Linked DNA regions of Homo sapiens: region 1 is linked to region 2. A link is a loop called in an ENCODE intact Hi-C map of the cell type or tissue named here. Cell type or tissue: psoas muscle. All regions are shown on one strand. Links, peaks and the distances in the headings refer to the core of each region. The heading gives the core; the rest is flanking DNA. Region 1 overlaps FLCN (folliculin). Region 2 overlaps LOC124903938 (a long non-coding RNA gene).

Evidence for each region. Peaks named below come from ENCODE experiments on the same cell type or tissue, not always from the same donor. Only the 100,000 strongest peaks of a DNase experiment are listed, where the experiment ranks them.
Region 1: it touches region 2 in a loop (1.8-fold over the local background); 8 of 110 quality-filtered maps call a loop at or near these places.

What each region holds. Positions count from the first base shown.
Region 1 is chr17:17,204,076-17,214,321 of GRCh38, forward strand. It overlaps FLCN (folliculin), which reads right to left. Exons shown (of 14, transcript NM_144997.7): 14 at 8,137-9,781. The coding sequence ends at 9,580. PLD6 (phospholipase D family member 6) reads right to left here and starts at 2,258. Exons shown (of 2, transcript NM_178836.4): 1 at 1,785-2,258. The coding sequence starts at 2,211. RefSeq lists enhancers at 1,277-1,396, 2,452-3,291 and silencers at 1,917-2,036, 2,057-2,106, 2,227-2,476, 2,517-2,566. In psoas muscle, for the core only: no CTCF peak of the experiment used is centred there; DNase peaks (open chromatin) are centred at 6,885 and 8,030; H3K27ac peaks cover 2,429 bases.
Region 2 is chr17:17,029,814-17,040,680 of GRCh38, forward strand. LOC124903938 (a long non-coding RNA gene) reads right to left here. Exons shown (of 3, transcript XR_007065644.1): 3 at 9,530-9,944. Among named protein-coding and RNA genes, the nearest start is that of MPRIP, 7.2 kb to the right of the region's middle. RefSeq lists enhancers at 1-125, 6,787-6,846. In psoas muscle, for the core only: no CTCF peak of the experiment used is centred there; DNase peaks (open chromatin) are centred at 6,288 and 6,868; H3K27ac peaks cover 3,196 bases.

The sequences.
Region 1 (10,246 bases), core at 6,141-10,140, 180 kb after region 2:
TCCAAACACATTCCTCCACACGGTGGGCAATGTAAAACCCCACCATCGCCCACACCTCCTGCCTCCGCTGGGATCCACTGCCCACCTCCCCGTCCCCTCCCCGCGGCCTGCCACCTCTGGCCACAGGGGACTTCCTGCCCTTCCTCAAAAGGAAGTCAGTCTGTGACCCAGGGCGACTGTGCTGCTGCCCCTTCCAGCCGCATGCCTCTCCCTCCGAACAGTCCACTGGTGTCAGCAAGGTCCCTGCCCTGAGTGTCACTGCCCCTGGGCAGCTGACCTGGCCCACGCCACTTCCTCCCACACCACTGCCTCCTTACCCTGCTTTATGAAGTTTTCTTGGCCCTTCTCAGTGCCCTAAATGAAATATTCATGACTTAGTTGGCATCTCCGTGGCAACCTGGCCTTGTGCCCTTGTGCCCTAGGATGTTCCAGCTCCTCACAAATACTGGCACAGAGGGGACATTCCTTGAACAGTGAATGCCACTGGACAGCCTCGAAGTCAGCGAGGATGCTGGGAGGCCATCCCAGAGGGGATCCGATGGGACCTTGGTCTAGGGGCCCTTGAAGGGTCTTCACCAACCTCAGCTTCTACGACTGTAAAAGCAACTCAAACAGAACTGTACTGTGCATGCCTGGAGGTCCCCAAACCTCCCGTTAAAATGACCAACACATGGGAGGACAGCTCTTGTGGCTGCCCCAAAGAGAAGGAGACATCCTCAATATGAAAACCACGTGCCCCACTCTGCTCCCACATGGCGTGCAACATGCCCCACACCACCCAGAGCAGGGAGGGACCCTGGCTGACTCTGGAGAGGCTGCTCTGAGGCCCAAGTCAACAAGAGGCTATGGCTGTGCAGAAGGAACAGCGCGGCGGTGACCACTGCCCAGCCTGGACAATTCCCAGGGCTCCACACATCTCTCGGTCACTGCGACCACCAGTATTATCAGATCCAACCGTTGCACGTGCAGGCGTGACTTTCTGGGTGCCTGAGTGATGGAGACAGAGACAGGCCCAAGAGTCTGTGAGTGCAGATACACAAAAGGCAACAGCAGGCTGGGCCGCCGAACTGGGCCAGGATGGACTGAGAATCCTCAGGTGGGACAAGGATCCCAATTATTCACATTTCCTGGTCCCTTCTGTCCCCACCCCATGAGAGAGGCGCCCCCGCCAGAAATATGTGTTCCCCTCCTTTTGCAGCTGGGAAAACAACCGAATGTCCTGGCGCTGCTTTCTAGAACATGTTCAGGTCTCCCAGAGCCCAGTGGCCTGAGATTCACTGGGCAGCAGGTGGCCGCCTCTCCCCAGAGCCCTTCAGTCTGGAAGTCCAAGCACAACCCTGGCGTCCAGCTCCCCTGCCACCAGGATCCAGGTTACCAGAGGCCGTCCGGGGATCTCCGGCAGCGTAGGAGGGCGGGCCCGGGCTGCAGCAGTCACGAAAACTCCGCCGGCGGCGCCCGAGGAGTTGCTAGGGGAATCTGCTCCGCCTCTAACCCGGCACACGCAGGCCCACCTGCTTCCAGCATGCCGGGACAGTTCACTGAGAGAACCGCCCCCACCGCGGAGGCACCGAGGGTCCGGCTCGCTTATGCCCACGCAGCCGGCTAGACCTTCTGTGGGGGCTCTGCTTTCTCCGCGTTACACCACCCCGACCCCACAAGGCCACGAGGAAAGTAAATGAGGCCTCAGCCCGTCCCCAGACCCCCTCCCCTAAGTGTCCACCTTTGCGCCTAGGACCCCGCGTGGGCCAAGCCGGCCTTCTCCGCTTGGACCCCGCCGGGCCTACCTGCCTTGCGCAGCAGACCGATTTGCGAGCCGTTGAGGGCCATGTAGTCGCAGTCGGTGACGACCCGCACTCGCACCCCACGCTGGTGCAGCAACTGCACGGCGCGGCCCAGCTGCGGGCTGGAGAAGGCGAACAGGCAGAGATCCAGGCTGGCGCGGGCGGCCAGCAGGGCACGCAGCAGGCGGCTTAGCGCGCTCTCGCCGTGGGGCAGGCCGCACGGGCAGCCCTCGGGGAGCTCGGCCAGCTCCGCGCCCGGAGCCCGCAGCAGGGCCTCGGTACAGGTCACCTGAGACGGGAAGAACAGCGCCTCGCGCCGCGGCCGCCGCCGCCTGGACCGCAGCCAGCGCAGCACCCAAGGCAGCGCCTCCAGAGTCAGAGCCAGGCCCACAGCCGCCGCGGCCGCCACCTGCCAACTCAACCGTCCCATGCCGCCGCTAATCCGGGACCCACAGCCACGCCGCCGCAGCGGAGTCTGCGCGCCCCCAGCCCTAGACCGCCAGGCCACGCCCCCGTCACGCGCCGCCAGCGGCCATGTGCCAGGCCACGCCCAGCCCCCCATGGCCACGCGCCAGGCCACGCCCTATCACGTCCTGCCAATTGCCACGCACCAGGCCACGCCCCCGTCACGCAGCGCCAACGGCCACGTGCCAGGCCACGTGCCAGGCCACGCCCAGCACCCATGGCCACACGCCAGGCCACGCCCCCGTCACGCCCCACCAACGGCCACGTGCAAGGTCACGCCCTCAGCCCCCGAGGGCCACGCGCTAGGCCGCGCCATGCCCCCACAACTGTCACGCACCAAGCTGAACCCACGCCTCCCATCAGCCCGCCCCCAACCCTCAACAGGTGACCACGCCTCCCTCCACGCGCCAGGCCACGCCCCCTGCCACAGACACCCTCCACCCCCCAACGCCAGGCTGTGCCCCCCATTTTCCTTCCAGCCAGGCGCTCGGCCACGCCCTCCAGGTTCCACCTCCCACCACGTGCCAAGCCACGTCCCCAAGCCCGCGCCACCAGGCAGCACCTGCACACCCGCGGGCCACGGGCCCTAGCACACCCGTCACCTGCCCAGGCCAGAGACCGCTCTCCGCGCTAGAAGCCACAGCAACCCCGGCTTTCCTCGCATGGAGCACAGCAGAGCTGCTCTGGAAATGTGGGGTCACACCTTCACTGTCTTCTCGGGAGCAGCTAGGCTGGGCTGGGGAATGACCTGGGAACACAGATAATCAGGGAATCAACACAGCTGGAGGCAGCATTGGAACCCAGCATACTGGAGGCGGTGTCGGCCCAGAGGTTTTTTCCTAGCCCAAGAGGTTTTTTCCAGCCGGCGTTGTTGGAAGGCCTGCCCTGCTTTAAGCATAAACAGAGGAAGAGACTAAGGCAGCCGAGGGCACTGGGCCGGGGGCATAGGGAAACGGGGCAATGTGGTGGTCTGGGCTGGATCCTGGAACCGAAAGAAGACATTCACGGAAAAACTGGTGAGAGCCAAATAAAGTCTGGAGCTTAATCGCATTGTACCAATGTCAGTTTCTTAGCTTTGACAAATGTATGAAAGGAATGTAAAAGGTTAACAAAGGAAGCTGCGTGGGGGTAAATGGATCTCTCTGTTCTATATTCGAAACTTTTCTGTAAAGCAAATTATTCTAAATTAAAAGTTTATTAAAATATTAAACTTGCACCTTCCATATGATCCAGCTATCCCACTCCTAGGAGAAAGGGCGGGATCCATTAACACAAGCACGTGTCCTGGCAGGCGTATGTGCCTAGAACAACCCAAAAAGGCGTCAGCAGGTAAACAGGTAAATAAGCTTTTGTATATCTGTACAAGGGAATGCTATTTAGCAATAAAATAGAATGAAGTGGCCTGGCACGGTGGTTCATGCCTGTTATCCCAGAACTTTGGGAGGCTGAGGCAGGAGGACAGCTTGAGTTCGGGAATTCGAAACCAGCTTGGCCAACATGGTGAAACACTGTCTCTACCAAAAAATACAAAAATTAGCTGAGTGCGCTGACGTGCCTGTGATCCCAGCTACTCGGGAGGCTGAGGTGGGAGAATCGCTTGAGCTCTGGAGACTAAGGTTGCAGTGAGCCAAGATCATGCCATTGCACTCCAGCCTGGGTGACACAGCAAGACCCTATCCCCCCCCCACCAAAAAAAAAAAAAAACAGTACTCACATGTGCTACGACGTGGATGAATTTCATTAATATTGAGTGGGAAAAGCCAGACAAAAAGAGTACATACTGTATGATTCCATTTACATAAAATTCTAGAAAATGCAAACTAGATTGAGGGAAAGCAGACCAGTGTAGCCTGGAGGCCAACAAAGCCACAAGGAAGTGGAGTGATGGATGTGTGCTTATCGGGTTGACTGTGGTGGTTTCACAGGTATATACATATGTCAAATTGTATGGTGTAAATAACTAAAAATGTATGTCAGTGATTATGTCAATAAAATTCTTTTTTTTTTTTTTAAGACGGAGCCTCGTTCTTTCGCCCAGGCTGGTGTGCAGTGGTGCGATCTCGGCTCACTGCAACCTCTGCCTCCGGGGTTCAAGTGAGTCTCTGCGTCAGCCTCCCGAGCAGCTGGGATTACAGGCGCCCACCACCACACCCGGCTAATTTTTGTATTTTTAGTAGAGATGGGGTTTCACCATCTTGGCCGTGCTGGTCTCGAACTCCTGACCTCGTGATCCACCTGCCTCGGCCTCCCAAAGTGCTGGGATTACAGGCGTGAGCCACCGCACCCGGCCTTCTTTTTTTTTTTTTTGAGATGAAGTCTCGCTCTGTCGCCCAGTCTGGAGTGCAGTGGCACGATCTCGGCTCACTGCAACCTTCACCTCCTGGGTTCAAGCAATTCTCCTGCCTCAGCCTCCCAAGTAGCTGGGACTACAAATGCACACCACCACATCGGCTAAATTTTTGTTTTTGTATTTTTAGTAGAGACGGGGTTTCATCGTGTTAGCTAGGATGGTCTCGATCGCCTGACCTCGTGATCAGCCTGCCTCGGCCTCCCAAAGTGCTGGAATTACAGGTGTGAGCCACCGTGCCTGGCGAATAAAATTCTTAACAAAGAAAAAGAACACTTGAGTTTAGTGCTGGCTCCCAGGCTTCCTAGCTGCATGGTCTAGGGCAAATTGATTCATCTCTTCTGAGCTTCACTTTCCTCATCTAAAACGATAATGAGAGGAGGGACTTGGAGTTGTGGAGGTATAAAGAAGGACTCAAATCCCTCCAGAGAGGGATAAACAAAAATAAAACTGGGGGAAAACAGTTTTCAAAAACAGCCACTTCAGGGCTGGAAATCTACCAAAGGCAGACAACAAAATGAGAAGCTTTATTTGATTTTTATTTATTTTTTGTCTTCCAGTTTCTATTTTTAACTTTGTCGGTATATAGTAGGTATATATATTTATCGGGTACATGAGATATTTTGGTACAGACATGCAATTTGTAATAATCACATCAGGGTAAACAGGATATCCATCACCTTAAGCATTTATCCTCTTTTGTGTTACAACATTTAGTTATTAGTTTATTTATTTATTTATTTATTTGAGACGGAGTCTTGCTCTGTTGCCCAGGCTGGAGTGCAGTGGTGCGATCTCAGCTCACTTTGCAAGCTCTGCCTCCCAGGTTCACGCCATTCTCCTGCCTCAGCCTCCCAAGTAGCTGGGACTACAGGTGCCCGCCACCACGCCCAGCTAATTTTTCGTATTTTTAGTAGAGATGGGGTTTCACTATGTTAGCCAGGATGGTCTCGATCTCCTGACCTCACTATCTGCCCTCCTCGGCCTCCCAAAGTGCTGGGATTACAGGCGTGAGCCACCGTGCCCGGCCTAGTTTTTTATTCATTTATTTTTCAGATGGAGTCTTGCTCTGTCAGCAGTGACGTGATCTTGGCTCACGGCAACCTCCGTCTCCCAGATTCAAGCAATTCTCCTGCCTCAGCCTCCAGAGTAGCTGGGATTACAGGCACCCACCACCACGCCCGGCTAATTTTTGTATGTTTAGTGGAGACGGGGTTTCACCATGTTGGCCAGGCTGGTCTCGAACACCTCACATCAGGTGATCCGCCCACCTTGGCCTCCCAAAGTGCTGGGATTACAGGTGTGAGCCACCGTGCCTGGCCGTTTGTGTTTATTTTTTATTTTTTGAGACAGAGTCTCGCTTTGCTGCCCAGACAGGAGTGCCATGGGGCCATCTCAGCTCACTGCAACCTCCACCTCCCTGGTTCAAGCGATTCTCCTGCCTCAGCCTCCTGAGCAGCTGGGATTACAGGTGCCTGACACCACGCCTAGCTAATTTTTGTACTTTTAGTAGAGATGGGAGTTCACCATGTTGGCCAGGCTGGTCTCGAACACCTGACCTCAGGTGATCCGCCCACCTTGGCCTCCCAAAGTGCTGGGATTACAGGTGTGAGCCACAGTGCCTGGCTATAATAACCATTTTAATATGTGTGTGTATGTCATTAACATCATGTCGTATACCTTAAATATATACAATTTATTTTTTAAAAGCTTATACAAACTATATTATCAGATAAGGGGTTAATTTCCACAATATATAAGAGCTCAAGTGATTCTCCTGCCTCAGCCTCCTGAGTAGCTGGGACTACAGGCGTACACCACCAGCCTGGCTAATTTTTTTTTTTGTATTTTTAGTAGAGACGGGGTTTCACCATGTTGGCCAGGCTGGTATCAAACTCCTGGGCTCAGGTGATCCTCCTGCCTCGGCCTCCCAAAGTGCTGGGATTACAGGCGTGAGCCACCATGCCCGGCCCTGAGTGTAAGTATCTTGAATGTAAAATCAGGAAACCCTTGACTGCCTTCAAACACATGGGGAAGGTTCAAGATCTGGAACTTGTTTTCTGTCTCTTCCATTTTGTGAAAAGCTACAAAATCAGGAACCCCTATTCCCTCACAAGGACAGCAGAGTCTGGCCTGGTCTTGGGCTGGCATAGGTTCAGCTCAGCCTCCTGCTCTTCTGCACTCATGACCAATAGGAAAAATCTTCAAGAACTGCATGCCTGTGGGGAGAAAAAGCCCACAGCTGCCTAGAAACACCAGTTGGCAGCTGGGTGCGGTGGCTCACCCCTCTAATTCCAGCACTTTAGGAGGCCGAGGCGGGCGGATCACGAGGTCAGGAGTTCGAGACCAGTCTGGCCAACATGATGAAACCCCATCTCTACTAAAAATACAAAAATTAGCCGGGTGTGGTGGCATGTACCTGTAATCCCAGTTACTCGGGAGGCTGAGGCTGAATTGCTTGAACCAGGGAGTCGGAGCTTGCAGTGAGCCGAGATCACACCACTGCACTACAGCCTGGCAACGGAGCAAGACTCTGTCTCAAAAAACAAAAACAAAAACAAAACCACCAGTCGGCATAGGGCCTTGCCTGCCCCCTCGCCAGCAAGCTCTGTTAGACATGGGAAATCCAGGTCACACATGCCCCTGAAGTGAATGCAGAGCTAACTTACACTGGGCTCCTACTTGCCAAGTGGATTCAGCCACTAGACTGGCAGACAACTGGCAAAAACTGAGCATAGAACCACGTTCCCAGGAATGCCATGCACGAGAGAAAGACAGGAATCTGTACCCGAAGCCGGGGAGGACAGTGGGTGGTCATCTCTCCCTTGACCCACATTGGCCAGGGGGTCCCCTCCCACTCGAGGTAGATGACTAAACCGTGAACCTGCTGTTTTAGGGATTGCCACGGTCACCCAGGGTGATTCCAGCCATCTTCCTCTCAGATGGACATGTCTTTTAAATATCATCATTATTAAGGGATGAGCCATTTCTAATGCTGAACAAAATGAAAAGCACATGGGCATAGGTACTCAACAGATGTCCTTGGGATAAATGAGTGTTTGCTTCTCTCCAACACCAACTCCAACGACTAACTTGGAGAAGATTGTCTACGATCATTATAGCAGCTTAACTGTGCGAATTGGCCACTCACTGGTATTTTGTTTTGTTTTTTGAGATGGAGTCTCACTCTGTTGCCCAGGCTGGAGTGCAGTGGTGTGATCTTGGCTCACTGCAACCTCTGCCTCCCGGGTTCAAGTGATTCTCCTGCCTCAGCTTCCTGAGTAGCTGGGACTACAGGCATCTGTCACCATGCCTGGCTAATTTTTTATATTTTTAGTACAGACAGGGTTTCACCGTATTAGCCAGGATGGTGTCGATCTCCTGACCTCGTGATCCGCCTGCCTCAGCCTCCCAAAGTGCTGAGATTACAGGCATGAGCCACTGCGCCCGGCTGACTCACTGGTATTTTTTAACCATAGTATTTCCTGTGCCTGAGCGCAAATAAATAGTAGGCATCAAACCAATAAAACCATGTAGTAACAATTTACAAAAATACATCTTTATTGTGTTCCAATGTTGTTGCATTATACAGATACCTAGTTATATAAACTTGGTCTTCATGTTAAATATAAACACAAAAAAACTAGAAACAAATCAGCAAAACCATCAGAAAATCCCTCTGAGCCATGAATCCTTATTAAAAATGTATAGTGGGGGGTACCTGTAGCTGTATGTTGAAGCAGGAGGACTGCTTGAACTCAGGAGTTCAAGACCAGCCTGGACGACATAGCAAGATGCCATCTCTTTAAAAAAAAAAAAAAAAAAAAAAAAAAGGGCCAGGCACAGTGGCTCACGCTTGTAATCCCAGCACTTTGGGAGGCTGAGGTGGGTGGATCACCTGAGGTCAGGAGTTTGAGACCAGCCCGGCCAACACGGTGAAACCCCGTCTCTACTAAAAAATACAAAAATTAGCTGGGCATAGTGGCGGGCACCTGTAGTTCCAGCTACTCTGGAGGCTGAGGCAGGAGAATTGCTTGAACCCAGGAGGCAGAGGTTGCAGTGAGCCAAGATCGTGCCATTGCACTCCAGCCTGGGCAACAAGAGTGAAACTCCCTCTCAAAAAAAAAAGTACAGTGGGATGATGAAATTGTCTTCAATCACCACACTCCGAAAATAGTTAACTGTAACCAAACGTAAATGTTGAAAGCAGCAATAAAGACAAAAGCGATACAGAATAAAAGCATGGCGGGGCTCACCATATCCAGGGGATTGGGCAAGTCAGATGCTTGCCGACCCCTCAGCAACCTGTCTTGTGCAAAAATGATCAGGGACTCCATCATTAAGCCCCAGGTTACCTTCACCAGCACCTGCAGGGGAACACCCCAGAAGACGAGCCCCATGGCTTCAGAACACACATTTCAGAGGACCAAAAGATGAGGAAGAGATCCACTTCACTCCCCAAAGTCTCTTGCGGAGCCCTAACTCAATCACTCAGTGACCAAGAGCTGGCAATGTACTGAATATTCACAACTGCAGCAAAAGGTACCCTCAAACATAAGGCCCAGAAACTCTTGCTGAATTTCAAAGTAGAAACGCTTGAATGTTAACCTCGGGAGCAGACATGTTATTGCGACTGCATACTGAGTCGGACCTGTTTCTCCTGCGGGTTTTGAGTCTAAGTCCACAAGGGGCCTGGGAGGCAAGCTGTCCTCCTAGTCGTCTCTCCAAGGAGTTTGAACACAGAGAGAGCCCATCATCCCTCCGCCTTTCATTGCCATCTTCAGCGATTCCAACGGCTGGAGGGAGAGTCTGGGAAGCACACAGGCCCCAAACCTGACAGGGCCGAGCCCAGCCCTGATGGTTTCCCTTCCTTGCTGGGACACAGCTCCTTCCAGCAGTTGAGAAACTCAAGGGACAGTCCCTCTCACGGGGCTGGAGGATCCTGTGGACAGCCATCCCTGTCTTTAGGCAGGTGTGTGTGACGGGTCAGTTCCGAGACTCCGAGGCTGTGGGGCTGCGGACCGTGGACATGAGGTGTGACTTGTAGGTCTTGCTCAGGCCAGTCATCCAGAACTTCAGCAGCTTGACATTGTCCTCCTCGGACGCACCCAGGATGCTCAGCAGCTTCTGTGTGTCCTCTTTGGGTCGACTGTCCACCTTGGTGAACTTAAAAAGCACCTTCACTTTGCTGAAGAAAACCAAAACAAAACACTCAGACACCACAGCACAATCCCTCGAGCCCTGGTCACGGGGCCAACCAGGGGTGACACGGCTTTGGCACCAGCAGGAGCTGTGCAGGCAGAGCTGGAATCCACACCCTTGGGGCAGCAGGCTTGGCCCCTGAACTGCTGAAAGGAGCTGTGTCCCAGCAAGGAAGGGAAGCTGTCGGGGCTGGGCTCGGCCCTCTGTCGGGTATGGGTATGGGGCCTGTGCGCTTCCCACACCCTCCCTCAAGCTGTTGTCAAGACGCCAAGAAGAAAGAAAAACCTTCCTTAAACTCGTGGAAGACACTGGTTGCTCCTAAGCTTCACTGCATGATTTTAAATCAGGACAATGTTTGATTAATAAATTTGACCCAAAAAATTACCAAGAATCGAGGCAGGAGGAAATAAAGTAAATTTGCTTACAAAAAAAAAAACCCGGGGGGCCAGGT
Region 2 (10,867 bases), core at 4,832-8,831:
ACAGCCTCCTCCCTAGGGCTCCTTCCTTCCACTCTTGCCCCCACAAATCCATTCTCCATATATTGTTAAAACCATGCCACTCTCCTGCTTAACCCCTCCCCCCATGGCTTCCTGACGCCCTCCACATAAAGCAGAAACTCCTTACCCAGGCCCCAGAGACCCCCGCTGACCTCCCCAACCCCACCTCTCTCTCCTCTCCCCTCACTGCCTCTGTCCTTTCTGTCCCTTGAACACACCAAGCACATCCCCACCTGGCCAGCATTGCACCTGCTGTCCTGTCCCCCGGGTGCATCACCATGTGGCCGCCCCTTCTCAGCAGGACAGCCTAGATGTCGCTGTCCTCGGCCATCTGGCCCCCAGCCTTCTGTCCACTCCCCACACCAGCCCTGTCCGGCAGCTCCTTCTGTGATGGAAGTGCTCTTTGTCCACTGTCACCAGCCTCTGTCAGAAGCTACCGGCCCCGTGTGGCTAACAAGCCCCTGAAATGCGGCTACTGCAATGGAAGAACTGGACTCTTAATTTTCAATTACTCCAATTACTTGAAACTCATATAGCCACATGGGGCTAGTGGCCACCATTTGGACAGAGCGACTCCAATGTTCTACATGGTGTAATTTTATTTACTAGCCCTTAGCACAAAGTGACGTGATCTTAACTTCACTTGTTTTCTGTCTCTCTGACGAGAGTATCAGCTTTGTGAGGTGAGGATTGCCTCCGTCTTTTCCACTGCTGTATGCCGGGGCTTAGTAGTGGGCCTGGCGTATAGTAGATGCTTAATATGTAATTGCTGAATGAATGAATGAATGAATGAATGAATGAATGAATGCATGCATGAGTGAATGAATGACTCCTGGGGCCATGAACTCTGAATTTCTCCAAAAGGAATGCTAGTTCTGCCGGGGATTGTTGCTGTGTGACCTAAGTCAGGATCTTGCCCTCTCTGGGCTCAGCATCCTGACCAAGGGGTACCAGGGCCCCTCTGCTCCTAAGGCTCTGAGACTTCCTGCTGCTTACTCTGTCCAAGCTGCCCCGTCTATCCTTCATCCCCGATGCCCACCCCCAGTCTCCCCAGCCACTTCATAGGAAAGGGGCCAGACAGGCTTCCTGTCCCTGGAGCCTGTGTCTAGAGAGCCATCAAAGCAGGCTGCCTGTACCCGTCTCCTAGCAACAAATGGCCTTAGGAAGTATTTGAGGGTGGGATAAAGTGGTGGCCACTGTGGGGCTGTGTCCCAAATCGACAGCTCTCCAGTTGGCCAAGGGCAAGTGTTTCCCAGGAGCCAGGCCAAGGCAGGCTGGCAGTCGTGGTACATGCACCAGGAGTCGGCTCCAGGGTCCTCCAAGCCTGGGCCCTGCAGTCGGCCACCCTTACCTTCTCGTGCCTGTGCTTGGGGTTCAGAGGTGGCAGGGGGTGCTTGGGCCCTACATGCTTCTTGTGGGGACCTGTAGGAACCAGGCATGAGGAAGTGAGGAGTGGGTGCTGACTGTCAGTGACTCGAACCCTGACTGCCCCAGCATCCAACACTCACACGCATGCACATGTGCCTACTCAGCCGGACACAACACACAACTATGCATGCTGACACGCACTTGTGCAGAGGCATAGGCACAGACTGCACTTACCTTATTCTATTTATTATTTTTATTTTATTTTTAGAGACAAGTTCTCACTCTGTCGCCCAGCCTGGAGTGCAGTCATGCCATCCTAGCTCACTGCAGCCTCAATTTCCTGGGCTCAAGCGATCCCCCCGCCTCAGTCTTTCAAGTAGCTGGGCCTACAGGTGTGTGCCACCATGCCCAGCTAATTTTTAATTTTTTTGTAGAGATGAGGTCTCACCATGCTGTCCGGGTTGGTCTCAAACTCCTGGCCTCAAGCGATCCTCCTGCCTCAGCCTCCCAAAGTGCTGGGATTATAGGTATGAGGCAACTTGCCAAGCCCAAACATGCACATAGATATGGACACATGGACCTGCATATATAAAACAGACATGCAAACATATACAGCTCAATCAGACAGAATACACACACACAATGACACTCACAGACAATCACATAGAAGCCCAGATATATATGCAGTGGGGCCAGCCAGATAGCCCAGTTGCCCACAAACACACATAAATATGTACCATCATCTCACAGATCATATGACATGCAAAGATGGATGCATCTGTACAATTCACACACATATTCACAAGTCAGAGATGCAGGTCAGACCCCCAGATAAACAGGCCAACATGCATGTAGACACATAACATGGTCATTCCCAGAAACACCCTCAGAGATAGCCAGACCACCCTCTGGACATGCACAGACACAGACACATAAGGAGATGATATATCAATGACTCTTACACACACCCACGAGTCACAGCCCCTGAAGTGATATGGTGAACTAGAAGTGTCAGCCCCCATTCCTGTGGACTCTGAGCAAACCTCCACTCCCCAGCCTGGCCACACGCAGGCACGCAGGCCGGAAGAGCTGCCGCCTCTCCCTGCCCCGGCCAGCTGGCCGTCCTCCAGGCTTGGTGCAGATGGTGGGGCCAGGGCAGGGACAGCCCAGCCTGTGGCCTGTGTTGCCTGCCTCTTGAGTCCCAGGCCTCTTCTTCTTGGCTGTGGGACCCTGAAGGCCCCCTCCCCACAGCTGAGTAGGCCCTGACAATTTGTGTAACAACCTCGATTTCTGATTTCTTTTGGAAAATTAAAAGATCGATCACGACCAGGCCCAAATCCTGTAGGACAGACGGCTACGACCGAGGCCATGGAGCTGCTGCCTGTTGTAGGAGCATGGACACCCCAGATCACTGAGGCCACTGCTGCCACCTGCCTGGCCCTAGAGGCCTCTGAGTGTGCAACCCTGGAACTACATGCTTCCCTGCATGTCCTGAAAAAGAAAAACATGTCAATCCAGAGAGCAGATTACTACAACTTTCTTGGCTCTTTGTTTAGTGATACTTATCAAGAGCCTTACCAATGTGTTTATCTTTTGACTTAGCAATCCCAACCCATGAATTTATCCTAAGAAAAAAAAAATTTAAAAAGTACACAAACATTGTTCATGAATGGCTAGATACGCACATACGCATACATATGCAGCCCTGTGTCCCTGTGTGTATGCACATGTACATTATATATATATACATATATATATATATATATATATATATATATATAATTTTTTAAGATGAAGTCTTGCTCTGTCACCCAGGCTGGAGTGCAGTGGCGCCATCTCAGCTCACTGCAACCTCTACCTCCCCGGTTCAAGAGATTGTCCTACCTCAGCCCCCCGAGTAGCTGGGATTATAGGCGCACACCGCCATGCCTGGCTAATTTTTTTGTATCTTTAGTAGAGATGGGGTTTCACCATGTTGGCCAGGCTGGTCTCGAACTCCTAACCTCAGGTGATCCGCCCACCCTGGCCTCCCAAAGTGCTGGGATTACAGGCATGAGCCACCGTGCCCAGCCTACATGTGCATATATACACATTCATGTAGACATACACCTTGTTATTAGAGTTTTTACAAATACGGTCTCATTCAGCAAAAACTATGTGAGGCCATACATACTTTCCCCTTAATATGTTGTGAATACATTTCTATACTAATAAATATCTACACCCTGATTTTTTGAATAATTTTTGTTTAGTGATTTTAGATTTACAGCAAAGTTCCACAAAGTTCCCATACTCTTCCCCCACCTTCCCCTAATGTGAACATCTTACATAATCATGCTACATTTGTCAAAACTAAAAAGTTAACATTAGTAAAACATTATTAGCTGGACGACAGACTCTATTAGGATTTCGCCAGTTTCCCACTAATGCCCTTTTTCTGTTCCATGATCTCATCCGGCATCCCACATGGCATTCAGTCTCCGTCATCTCCTGAGGCTCCTCTGGTCCCTAACAGTTCTGAGTCTTTTCTTGTTTTTCACGACCTTGACACATTCGAAGAGTGCTGCTCACGTATTTTGTAGAATGCCCCTCATCTGAGTTTGTCTGATGTTTTTCTCATGAGACTGAGGTTATTAGTTTTTGGGTAAAAGATCACAGAGGTGAGGTGCCCCTGTCATTGTATCAGGGGGTACCCAGTAGCCACAAGACTTACCACCAGCGATGTTGAGGGAGCATCTGCTGAGTTTCTTCACTGTAAAAGGACTGTTTTTCTTCTTTCCATAGTCCATTAGAGGATGAGGATGAAGTTCTGCCTCTTGGAAGCGGTGGTTATCTATGTGTATTATTAGAATCTGATTTTACATGACAGAACAATGTTTCATTTTATGGATCTGCCCTCATTTATTTAGCCAGTACCCTAATGTCACACACTTCCATGACTTTCAGCTTTTCTTTTACAAACAAAGCTGCAAACCACAGCAGGAGCTCAACTTCAAATTCAAAAAAAATTGTGGTTTGTTTTTTTTTCTTTTGAGATAGGGTCTTGCTCTGTCATCCAGGCTGGAGTTTTAGTGATGTGATCACAGCTCACTATAGCCTTGAAATCCTAGGTTCAAGCAACCCTCCTGTCTTGGCCTCCCAAGTAGTTAGAATTATGGGCATGAGCCACCATGCCTGGCTAATTTTTAAAAAATGTTTTTGTAGAGATGGGGTATTGCTATGTTGCTCAGGCTGGTCTGGAACTCCTGGCCTCAAGCAATCCTCCTGCCTCAGTCTCCCAAAGTACTAGTATTACAGATGTAAGCCACCACATCTGGCCTCAACAAATAGTTTTCAAACAACTTCTCTGTAACAGACACTGCACACTCTAGTGAACAATGTTTGTATACCTCTTCAATGTTCTTTTTTCTTCTTAGAATAAATTCACAGGTTGGGATTACTAGGGCAAAAGGTAAGCACATTGTTAAGGCTCTTGATAAGTATCACTAAACAAAGCTCCAGGAAACTTGTACTAATCTGCTCTTTGGATTGACAATTTTATCTTTTTCAGCCTTTTTTTTCTTATTACAAAAATAATTTCTGTTTTTAGGAGATAACTGGAAATCACTCACTGGGCATTTAATGATATTAAAGAATTATTGTTTTTTTAGGTATGATAATGGTATTGTGGCTACTTTTTGAAAATAGTTCTTATCTTTTACAGACACACACAGTAGATGAGGGAGTATGGTTGAAACAAGACTTGTCCTGAGTTGATATGGAAGCTGGGTAATGGATACATCCACCTTCATTATATGATTTTCTCTATATTAGTAAGAAAACAAAAGCTTTTATTAAAAATTTTAAACATGATATAAATCTCTAGCTTAAGTGTGAGTCCCCATTCTTTCACCTCCCAGGGTTAACTGCAATGAACGGTTAGGTGTATGTGCCCCTGACCTTCTCCATGTAAACACTAACTGTGAATATTGCTAACACACACACTCTTAAAACAAGGATGAGCTACTACAATGCACACCATTTCTCCAACAGCTTTTCACTTCACCATATTTTGAGATGGATGGCCACGTCAACACTATCTCAGTCTTTAACAACTAGCCCCATGGTACTCCCCTGTATCAAAGAGCCATAATTTATTCATCCGATCCTCTAATGATAGACAATTGGAGTATCTCCAATTTTTGCTATTAAGAACAATGATGGAATGAACATCCTTGTACATAATATCTGTGTACCTGTGTGAGCAATTTTACAACCTATCTTTCTAGAAGTGGAATCACTATGTCAAAGTGGTCACAGACTTAAAATTTAAATAACATGTCCAACTTGCCCTTCTGGTGGACTTTCTGTGTCAAGTGCACTACATTCTCTCCTAGTGCACATCTGGAGACTATTGTCATTTGGTGCCTGCTGTAGAAAAGCCTCATGGCGTCACAGCTGGAAAGGGCCTCCGAGATCTTGTGGTCTTGCTTCCAGGGAAGGGTGGGGCCCAGCCCCCGATGCTGTCAGGGCCACGTGCAGCTCCCTGGGCTGGAGGTTGTGTAGAGCAGTGCTCACGAAGATACTGCCCATGTCTGAATCCCAGGCTTACCATTTACTGTTGTATGACCTTGAATACTTGCCTTGTCCGTGCCTCAGTTTTCTCATCTGTAAGCTGAGGATAATACTAATTCTGGGGTGGCAACTGGAAAGGGGTTAGGAGATTTTTCTTGAAGCTACATTAACAAAGTATATATTTATTTGGGGTGGCTTTCAGGGGATTGATGGATGATGGGGGGTGGGCACTAAGGACTCCCATCAGACACCACCAGCGCTGCCAGAGCTAATTTCAAATGATGACAGCTGGACTTAGTGAGATTCGACGTGACGAATGCCCAGCACACGGCACACAGCCTGGCACACTGTCAGTGCTCGATGGTTGTGAATTCTTGAATGCTGACAGGTGCTGTCTGGGACAGGGAGACCAACATTTCAGAGAGACTGTCCAGGAGAGGGAGGCCCGAGCAACAGGAAAAGAGGGGACCCAAGAAACAGCCTAATCCAGCCCGCCACTTACTACTTAAATAAAGTTTGATTGTAACACAGCTGCGCCCCTTCATTATGTAATGTCTATGGATGCTTGCACTTGACAATATCAAAGCTGAGTAGTTTCGACAGAGACCATATGGCCTGACAAGGCTAAAATATTTAGTATCTGGCCCTTTACAGAAAAAATCTGCCAACCCCTGGCATAGGGGTTATAGGCATACTAATACATGCTGATAGTTCTTGAGCTCACACCGTGTTTCAGGGACTGTTCTAAGCACGTCACATATATAAATTTCTTTAGTCCTCACAATACTCGTATGACATGGCTACTATTTATGGTAGCTAGTCTCAATGGTGGCCCCAGTGAACCACGTCTCCTGGGGCTGACGCCTCTGTGGGCCCCCCACCTCGAGTCTGGGACATCCTGTGCCGTGTGCTGACTAATGGCATGCGGTCGAGTGCCAGGCCTGGCATTAAGGAGGATGGGTACTTCTGCTTCTTTGCTCTGGGGAACACTGAGGTGCTGCACGCAGAGCAGAAGGGGAAGCCATGGGGAAAGGAGAGGCTCTGAGGCTGCAAGGAAAGGACGAAGGTCCAGCCAGCCCTGTCTCAGTCCAGCCTCCAGTGACCTCACCCAGCTACCATGCAGCCACACTTACAGCAAGCAAGACCAGCAGGACTGCCGGGCAGAGCCCAGTCCACTCTCAGAACCAGAGAGACAAGAAAATAGTGCTCAAGCCACTCTGCTTTGTGGGGTGGGGTGGTTCTGCAGCAATAGCTGGCTGAGACACACCACACCAGAGCCTTCGCCTTTCCACCCTCCTTTATCCAGTGGTTCCAACTCCTGTGTGGTTATGAGAATCCTCCAAGTAGCCTTTACAGACACCAATTAAATCAGAATATCTGGAAATGGACCAGAATAGGAATCCTTTTTTTTTTTTTTTTCTGAGACAGAGTCTAGCTCTGTCACTCAGGCTGTAGTAGCACTGTGGCACAATCTCGGCTTACTGCAACCTCTGTCTCCCAGGTTCAAGCCACCCTAGTAGCTGGGATTACTGGCCTGCACCATGATGCCTAGCTAATTTTTGTATTTTTAGTAGAGATGAGTTTTGCCATGTTGGCCAAGCTGGTCTCGAACTCCTGGCCTCAAGTGATCCACCTGCCTCGGCCTCCCAAAGTGCTGGGATTACAGGCCTGAGCCACCGCGCCCAGCCTCCAGAGTAGGAATTTTTTTAATCCTCCAGGATTTGAGAACCACAGCTCCACCCACTATTTCCAAAACTTGCCTAGCAGAAATATTTTAAAAACAGATTCTTCGGCTGGGCACAGTGACTCATATCTGTAATCCCAGCACTTTGGAAGGCTGAAGCAGGAGGATCTCTTGAGCCCAGGAGTTCGAGACCAGCCTGGGCAACATAGTGAGACCCTGTCTCTACAGGAAAATTAGCAAGCAAGGTGGCACACTCCTGTAGTCCCAGCTACTTGGGAAGCTGAGGTAGGAGGATCACTTGGGCCTGGGAGGTCAAAGCTGCAGTGAGCCCAGATCACACCACTGCACTCCTGGGCGACAGAGTAAGACCCTGTCTCAATAGCAATGACAAAATAGATTCGTGCACTCCAACAGATACACAATTCCATGGGAGGCCCTGGAAACCTGTAGCATTCACACATTCCTCCAGATGAATTTTATTATCAATGATTAGCAGAAAAAGGGCGAGATGAGAGCCCAGCTCTCAGGTGTGGAGAACTGCTTGGCAGTTTCCCATCAGGTTAAACATTCACTTCCCAAAACTTAGCCATCCCTAGTCTTGGGTATTCCCAATAGAAATAAGTGCTTGGCCGGGCGCGGTGGCTCATGCCTGTAATCCCAGCACTTTGGGAGGCCGAGGCAGGCAGATCACGAGGTCAGGAGATCGAGACCATCCTCACACAGTGAAACCCCGTCTCTACTAAAAAAATACAAAAAAAATTAGCCGGGCGTGATGGCGAGTGCCTGTAGTCCCAGCTACTCAGAAGGCTGAGGCAGGAGAATGGCCTGAACCCAGGAGGCGGAGCTTGCAGTGAGCCAAGATCGTGCCACTGCACTCCAGCCTGGGCGAAAGAGCGAGACTCCATCTCAAACAAAAAAAAAAAAAAAAAAGAAAGAAGTGCTTATGTCCACCAAAGACAAGCACGAAGATACTCGTAGCATTATTCATAATGGCCCCAAACTGGAAACATCCTGAATGTCTATCCACGGGAACATGGACAGATAAATTGTAGTATTTCCACACAAGGGACTACCAGGCAGCAATGAAAAAGAATGAAGTACTGATATATACAGTAGCCGTGTGGATTGAATTTCACAGGCATACTGTTGAATGAGAAGAGCCAGGCATAGCTCGCAGCGGATTCCACTCATCTATGGTGATGGAGATCAAAATAGTGGTTACCTCTGGGTATCTGTGTGTAAATTCTGCTCCCTAACAGGACACAGGGAAAACTTCCCAGGATGGCAGTCAGAGCCACAAATCAAGACTTACCTGCATTTGGGGCTCACCTGAGCGGCCTTTTCTTGCTTGCTTGCTTATTTGCTTTTTTGAGATAAACAATATACATTGAGGTGTACACAATGCAGTGAAAAAAGCATACAGCCCAGTGAATCTTTACATGTTTACACTGAGTATTGAACTTCATGCAAAGTGCTGTTCTAGGCCCCTGGAAAGGGAAGCCAAGGTTATGAGACACAGACTGTGTCGGTATGGATTTCATAATCTGGTGGAGGAGATATTACAATACAAGGTGGAACGATGACTTTTCATCCATTCACCCATGGGGTGTTTTTCTTGTTTGTTTTGTTTTTTGAGACAGAGTCTCACTCTGTCGCCCAGGCTGGAGTGCAGTGGCACGATCTCGGCTCACTGCAAGCTCCGCCTCCCGGGTTCATGCCATTATCCTGCCTCAGCCTCCCTAGTAGCTGGGACTACAGGCGCCTGCCACCAAGCCTGGCTAATTTTTTGTATATTTAGTAGAGACAGGGTTTCACTGTGTTAGCCAGGATGGTCTCGAACTCCTGATCTCATGATCCGCCCGCCTCGGCCTCCCAAAGTGCTGGGACTACAGGTGTGAGCCACTGCACCCCCATGGGGTGTTTTTGAGCCCCTGCTCTATGCCAGGCACTGAACTAGACAGGGGAAATGGAGTAGCAACCAAGACCCCACTCTACCGTGAGGGTTTTGGAGAGGAGCGCAACTAATTGATTCTACCTCCTAAACATTTTCCAAATTCATTCCCTTGCCTCCCACTGACCCTATCCTAGTCAGGCTGCTACCCTCTCTCCTCTGCAGCTCTCTCAGTCCTTGCCCCTGATTCATTCTCCAGATCAGCAGCCCTTACCTAAGTGCTCAGCCGAAAAAAATTCAAAATTGATGACTGCCCCTGGCCCAGGCAGCTCCGGTGCTGGCCTGTGTGGGCTCAAATCTTCACTTGTAGGATCTATAATTGTGACCACAGGCAAGTTCCTGATATGTCCTGAGCCTCGTGTGTGTCTTCTATAAAATGGAGATGAAATAGTATTAACAACAAAAACCATACCTGTCTCCCTGAAGAGGCTAGGCTTGCACCATCCACTACTCCTCCCAGTGCCTCTCAATGCTGGTCACTCCTGCCTCTCTGAACTACCCAGTGATAGAAAGCTGCTTCTGTTCATGAACACACCCTTTGGTTTCAAGGCCTGAGACTCTATAATTGGTGCCCCAGTTTGACGTGTCTTTCCCTTCACCTTCTCTGGCTGGGTCTTACTCAGCTCCAGACTCGGCCTAGGCATTGCCTCCTCCAGGAGCCTTCCCTGAAGCTGCCTACGGGGCTGGGTGCCCCTGTGTGGGCCCCCACAACACCCCGGATTGAACTTCTCTGTCTCCTGTTTCTGTTTGTCTCCACTTGCTTGAGTGTGGGCTCCTGCCGGGCAGGCTGCCTCTGAGTTGCTGAATGAAACTCTTCTTTGCGCCCCTACTGTGGACCCCTCCAGTCCAGTGCAGGTGCTGGATGTGCCTACTGACCTGAGCAGAACATGCTGAGCACTTTAAGGGAGGTGGCCTTGAGGAATGGGCAGGACATCAAGAAAGAAAATATATATATATATATATATATATATGTATGTATATATATATTTTTAAACAAGTTGTACATGCAGACAATACTAAATTCAGCAGAAACAAAAGGGATTGCAATGAAAATTAAAAGTAGGTCACCTCTCAACCACCCAGCTCCCCTCCCCAGTGGCCACCTCTTCTATCAGTTTCTGAGTATTCTCTGCAGGGCAGAATTGTCAGTCTTCCGTCCCTTTTTTATTTTGCAAAAATTTAAAGCAACAGAAAAGTTGCAAGAATAGTACAATAAGGCCGGGCGCGGTGGCTCACGCCTGTAATCCCAGCACTTTGGGAGGCCGAGGCGGGCGGATCACGAGGTCAGGAGA